Linked DNA regions of Homo sapiens: region 2 is linked to region 1. A link is a loop called in an ENCODE intact Hi-C map of the cell type or tissue named here. Cell type or tissue: heart left ventricle. All regions are shown on one strand. Each heading gives the region's core, and the rest is flanking DNA. Links, peaks and the distances in the headings are about the cores only. Region 1 overlaps ARHGAP26 (Rho GTPase activating protein 26). Region 2 overlaps ARHGAP26 (Rho GTPase activating protein 26).

Region 1 (2,918 bases), core at 169-2,668:
GGGGGTTATGGCAGCAAGAGCAGATGTGAGAAGATGTGTCAGGCGGCCAGTGGAAGTGCCCAGGTGAGAGGTGGAGGTGCCCGGAGCTTCGGTGTGGCAGTGAAGATGGCTGTGGAAGCTGAAGGACACTCTGCTGGGGAAAAAAAGGACTTGGCAGTTAACAATCATCCAGGCTTCTCTTCCTTTTTCCCCCTTTATGCTTAACTATTTAAGCTACTGCAGAAAGACTTAAAAATGAAAGAAGGTAGGAACATAAAATGGTAAAATGGTGCAACTTCTTTGTGAAACAGTTCGGCATTTCCTCAAACACTTAAACACGGAATTAATATGACCCTGCAATCCCACTCCTAGGTATATCCCCAAGAGAACTGGAAACCTACGCCCTCACAAAAACCTACACACATGTTCACAGCAGCATTATTCAAGCAGCCAAAAAGAGGAAACAACGTGCCCATCTACTGATGAATAAGCTTACATAAAATGTGCTATATCCATACCATCGCACATAAAAAGGAAGAAGGTTCTGACATGCTACAATGTGGATGAACCTTGAAAACATTATGCAAACTAAAGAATCCAGTTTCAAAGATCACATACTATATAATTCCATTTGTATGAAATGTCCGGAGCAGGCAAATCTAGAGAGACAAAGTAGAAGAGTGGTTGCCTTGGGCTGGATGGAAATGGGTTGTGGTAAGTGGGGCATGACTGCTAAAAGGTATGGGGTTTCTTTTGGGGGTGATGAAAATATTCTGGAATTATATAGTGGCAATGGTTGCACAACTCTGAATATACTAAAAACCATTGAATTGTACATTTTAAATGGGTAAATTGTATGTTGTATGGCTATCTTAATAAACCGTTAAAAAATGGAAGAAGGCTGCACTCACCAAAAGGAATCAAAAAGAAGACAGAAGCATATACATAACTTTTGATAGTTTAAAACAATTCTGCCCCTGAGATCAGGAGTCCTTTGTGTTGTCAGAGGGAATGGTTGTTAGAAACATGATGATCCCCTGCCCATATGAGCAGTGAATTGGGACTTAGAGGACAGACCTTTAAGCCCTGGATTCACCTGTCAATGTAGGAATCTCTCAAATCCTGCTCTTCTATAGGCAGAAGCCCCTTCCTTGCTGACAAAGCAGGGGGGCAGAAGCCCAAGCAACGCAGCCCATTCTGGTTTGTCTTCTGCAAGGGCCGTGTCATGTTACGGCAGGGCCAGGACTCCGCCGCCTGGGCCTGTGTGGGGGACACTCACCAGTGAAATGGCTTTGGACAGCCTTCAGCAGACCCACTGCACCTGCAGTCTGCTGGGGCCTGCAAGCACCAGCTGTGGACAGGAGAGGTGGCTGGGCTGGCTGTTCGTGCATTTTGATTTATAAAGGGCCTAGATGAAAGTTAATGGAGCAAAGGCTTAAGGACAGTGCTTGAGGCTTTGAGAACGATAAAAGGGAATGCAGACTCAGACGCCCACATGCAGTTCTGGGGTAATCCCTCCCACTCCTGCTGACCCAGAAGGCCAAGGGTTGAGTGTGACCTGGGAGAGACCCTCATGTTCTGTGCCTTGTTCCCCCTTTTGTCTACCTGTACCTGATGGATATCTCTGCTATGCTGAATGCAGGGGCTGGGCACACACAATGGCAGCCCCTGTGGACGTGACTACAGTCAAGGGCTGGTCCCCAGGAACTCATCTCTGCTCTGGCCTGGAATGTGTTTACAGATGCAGCCAGGACCCACGGAATCAGGTGCAGCACCCACTGCCCAGACAAAAGTGAGGAAAAACTGTCACTGTGAACTATGAGAGCATCAGGGCCTTTTTCGAAGATGGATACAATGATGATGATGGTTTTAATAATAAAAATATTAATTTAGTGAATGCTTAATACATGTTGAGTACCATTTTAAACATGTGATGTGTATGATCTCTTAAAGCCACTTCCAGGTCCTGGGCTGGGTCTTTTGCAGGCACAATCTCATTTACAGTGGTAACAACTCAACATGGAGCTGATTACACTAGTCCACTCTTCACAATGTCTCCGGAAGTCCTGCTGCTGCTATTTTATTTTGGGAAAAGACACAGAAACCAACACACACAGACGCACACACACTTTTTTTCTTACCCATTGTATTGAGATTTTCCCTCGGGAGGAGCTTTGAAAATGCCAGTTATTTATGTGCTCCCCTTGCCCCCGCCCCCCGCCCATATCTTTGTGAGGGGATGAGAAACTCACCGTTATCGAAGACCGTGCCTGCTGTGAACGAAAGTTCTGAGTCATGTTCAGCTTTGCAGGCATACAAGGCTTTTGCCTTCCGGAACGGTGTGCTGTGTGAAAACAGGAGTTTATTTAACATTTTTGAAAAAACCCTTAGAAAGCCCCAGACATTTCATCTCTCTTCTTCCCTTTCCCTGTAAGCTACCTAGTCCCCTCTCGTGGGAAGTGCCTGGCAAGGCAGCCAGATGGCAAGACATGAGGTGGGAAAGCTGCAAAGATCACAGGAGAAAAATGAGAAATATTCAGAGAAAAGCCATAAGCTTCAAGAAACTACACTTTTTGTGGGGTCACCTTGTGCCATGTTAAAACTTTACCTGGGAGTTACAACAGCCAAACAGCGGGAGGGCAGGCTGGGCCCCATTTTTGGAGCAGGAGTGCCTTGGGGGAAGGGAGGGAAGCAGGGGCAGGAAAGAAGTTCCAAGCTGCTCTGGGGAACACACTCCCAACAGAACCTGTTGAAAGCTGGCAATGCTCAGTGAGTCAAAAAGAAGAAATTCCAGCAAAGCCAAGTTTCAGTTCCAGGCCACGGGCGGACATGAGCTCTCCCAGATGTTCCTGATTTCTTACTAGACTGGGTCTTGCTGGTGAGACAGGATTCCAGAGCTGGAGCTCTCCAACCCCCAGGGGAGGGAATAGACAAGGTGC
Region 2 (2,918 bases), core at 199-2,698, 280 kb after region 1:
AAGCTTGTCTGTATCTATAAGAAATCTTGCTGTGATTCTAATAGGAATTGCATTAAACCTATAATCACTTTGGGGAGAATTGACATCTTTACTATGTTGATTTTTCCAACCCATTAATGTCTCTCCATTTACTCAGATCCTCTTTAGTTTCTTTCAGCAGCAGTTTGTAATTTCCAACACACAGGCCCTCTACATGCTTAATTAGATTTATACCTAGTCACTTCATTTTTGGGGAGACTGACTATCAATGGTGTTACACTTTTGACTTTGATCACCATATGATTATGGCTAATCTACAGAAATATGATTGATTTTGTGCATATGTCTATCTTGTATCCTGTGACCTTGCTGAACTCACCTACTAATTATAGAAGGGGTGTGTGTGTGTGTGTGTGTGTGTGTGTGTGTGTGTGTTCCTTGGGATTTTCTACATAGACAATTGTGTTATCTGAAAGTGGGGGCAGTTGTATACCTTTCTTTCCACTCTGTATGCCTGTTATATTAATTTCTTGCCCTACTGCACTGACTAGGACTTCCAGTCCTCTGCTGAGTAAGAGTGGTGACAGCAAACACCCTCAACTTGTTCCTAGTCTTAGAGGGAAAGCATTCAGTCTTTTACCCTAATTATGATGTTAGCGGTAAACTTGGCATTTCCCCCCTTGGCCAAGTTTCAAAGAGGAAGTTTTCTGAACATAAAATTTAAAGGAACATACATCTGAGAGTAAGTAGAAACTGTGCTGCTTTTCTTGACTAGTGTCTACCTCCTTCCCTCATACAACAATGCTTTTTCTCTCAGAGGAAGATGACCTTCTGCCATCATTTATACAGCTCCAGTGCAATGGGCACATGAGTAAGTTCTGGTCAATTCATCCATCCTAGCCTCTGGACCAAGTAGTTAGTCCAATAAAATCCAATTAAAGAACTTTCTTGGAATGATTACATAAAAGCTCTCTTTCCACTAGACTTACAGATCAGGGATCAACAAACTATGTATGGCCCATGACCCAAATCAAGCCAGCCATCTGTTTTTGTAAATAATAAAGTTTTACTGAAGCAAGGCTATACCTATTCATTTACATATTGTCCATGGCAGCTTTTTAGCCACAGCAGCAAAGTTAGTAGCTGCAATCGCGACCACATGGCCCACAAAGCCTGAAATACTATCTGGCCCATTACAGAAAAAGGTTACTGACCCATGTTTTTAATAATAAGATGTAAGCTTGGAATGAATAGTAAGGAAGCATCTCACCACTCTGAAAAGAACGTGTTGGAAAATGAAGCCAATACAAAAGAGGAAACCAACTCCAAATATTATGTAAGTTCCCAGATTCGGATGAGCCACAGACTATTAGACTCCAGTATTTTTCAGTTATGTAACCCAATAAATCCAGCTTTTCTTCAAGTTTGAATTGAGTTTCCCACATTTGAATTAAAATAATTCAAATTTACTACGTAGATAAAATCCATAATGCTTATTGTAGGAAGACAATTCTAATTTCTTCCTCCATTATATGTCCATCGACACCATAAAGACATTCAACATTTCTTTAGACTAGGATATGACTGTGTATTAAAAAAGTATGATTTAATGCTAAAACTAAATTTAACATTTAAAAATGAAATGTTGCAAAATCAACTGATTTGGGACTCATTTAGTTTTTCTTTGTTTTTCAACCAACCATCCTAAGGTATTATTGGACAATGAAAGAACAAAAAGAACAGAAACTAAAATTAACCCCCTCCAAAAAAAAAAAAAATCCACCAACACCAAATAATCCATCAAAGAACAACTGAGATAGAAGTATAAAACAGGAAATAGTTGCCACTATAACAGCTCCCTGAAATAAGGCAACGACACTAACACCGACTAGAGAAAGAGCTAACTAGAGAAATCCAAAGCTCCCACGGGGACAGATTTAACTCATTAGGGAGATGGTGATTAAAGCTGGAGCTGCTAATTGTCTACTGGACATATATCTCTAGTAATGTCCCCTAGAGGCTTTCAGCAATGGGAGACAAAATTAAGCCTAGTATTACTGTCAATTACACAGACATCATTTGTCTATATTTATCTCTCTCTTTAGGAAACTAAAAAGCACACAGAAGTGTGGTTTTCAGTGCAAGCTATATGTTCCTGTGAGGAAATAATTTTATATCATGTTTAGAAACAAAATTATTTTGTGTTTAAACTTGTTTTCATTTGTACATTCTGGAGCAAGAAGATGTTTCTTTCAACAGCACACTTTCCATCTGCAGAGGCCAGATGTTAATCTACAGGAAAACTGAAGTGGTTAGTAAGAAGACCAATTATACGCAGACAGAGAACAAATATCTAAGTGGTGGGGAGAGAGGATGGGGAGACTTAAAATGGAATTAATTGGTGAGGCAGTTTTAGAACTCCAGCTTATTGGAGGCAGGGGGAGAGACAGTAGTGGGTTTGGGTTTTTTTGTTGTTGTAATTTGGCTTTTTTTTGCCCATACCAAGAATAGAATCCCATACAGGATTGTTCTTCCTGGGCACTTCCTCCCCTATGAGTTGAAGAATCATTCAAGGGAGTGAGTGAAAGTACTGTAAAAATGAACTGAGAATTTTTCGAAGGCAATTTTAAATTTTATCTCCATTAAAGATGAAAACCAAATATGTCTAGGATTAGACATGGGTCAAATTCTAGCTTTGCCACTAGGATGGAGACTGCCAACTATTCACAGTATCCTTTCTCCTCTTCTTCTTTGAAGTAATAACATGTCCAGGGTCCTGGCAGGGCCCATGACTGCCTATGTACAGCCTAGGTTTCCCAGCCTGCTTTGCAGGTAGATATGGCTGTACCATTATGTTTGAGCCAATGGAAGTGACATGTGCATCTTCTGGGTCCTTCGAAATGCTTTCATCCTCATTTTCTGGCTGGAAAATGGCAATG

What was found. A loop is a pair of places that touch in the nucleus more often than their neighbours do. Peaks named below come from ENCODE experiments on the same cell type or tissue, not always from the same donor. Only the 100,000 strongest peaks of a DNase experiment are listed, where the experiment ranks them.
Region 2: it touches region 1 in a loop (2.5-fold over the local background); 10 of 110 quality-filtered maps call a loop at or near these places.

Annotation. Positions count from the first base shown.
Region 1 is chr5:143,213,402-143,216,319 of GRCh38, reverse strand. It overlaps ARHGAP26 (Rho GTPase activating protein 26), which reads right to left. Exons shown (of 23, transcript NM_001135608.3): 22 at 2,232-2,323. LOC124901099 (a long non-coding RNA gene) reads left to right here. Exons shown (of 2, transcript XR_007058981.1): 2 at 1,721-1,883. Among named protein-coding and RNA genes, the nearest start is that of ARHGAP26-IT1, 22 kb to the right of the region's middle. RefSeq lists enhancers at 810-1,358, 1,359-1,907, 2,487-2,536. In heart left ventricle, for the core only: no CTCF peak of the experiment used is centred there; no DNase peak of the experiment used is centred there; H3K27ac peaks cover 444 bases.
Region 2 is chr5:142,933,605-142,936,522 of GRCh38, reverse strand. The region is part of intron 11 of ARHGAP26 (Rho GTPase activating protein 26); the gene reads right to left. Among named protein-coding and RNA genes, the nearest start is that of ARHGAP26-AS1, 66 kb to the right of the region's middle. In heart left ventricle, for the core only: no CTCF peak of the experiment used is centred there; no DNase peak of the experiment used is centred there; H3K27ac peaks cover 587 bases.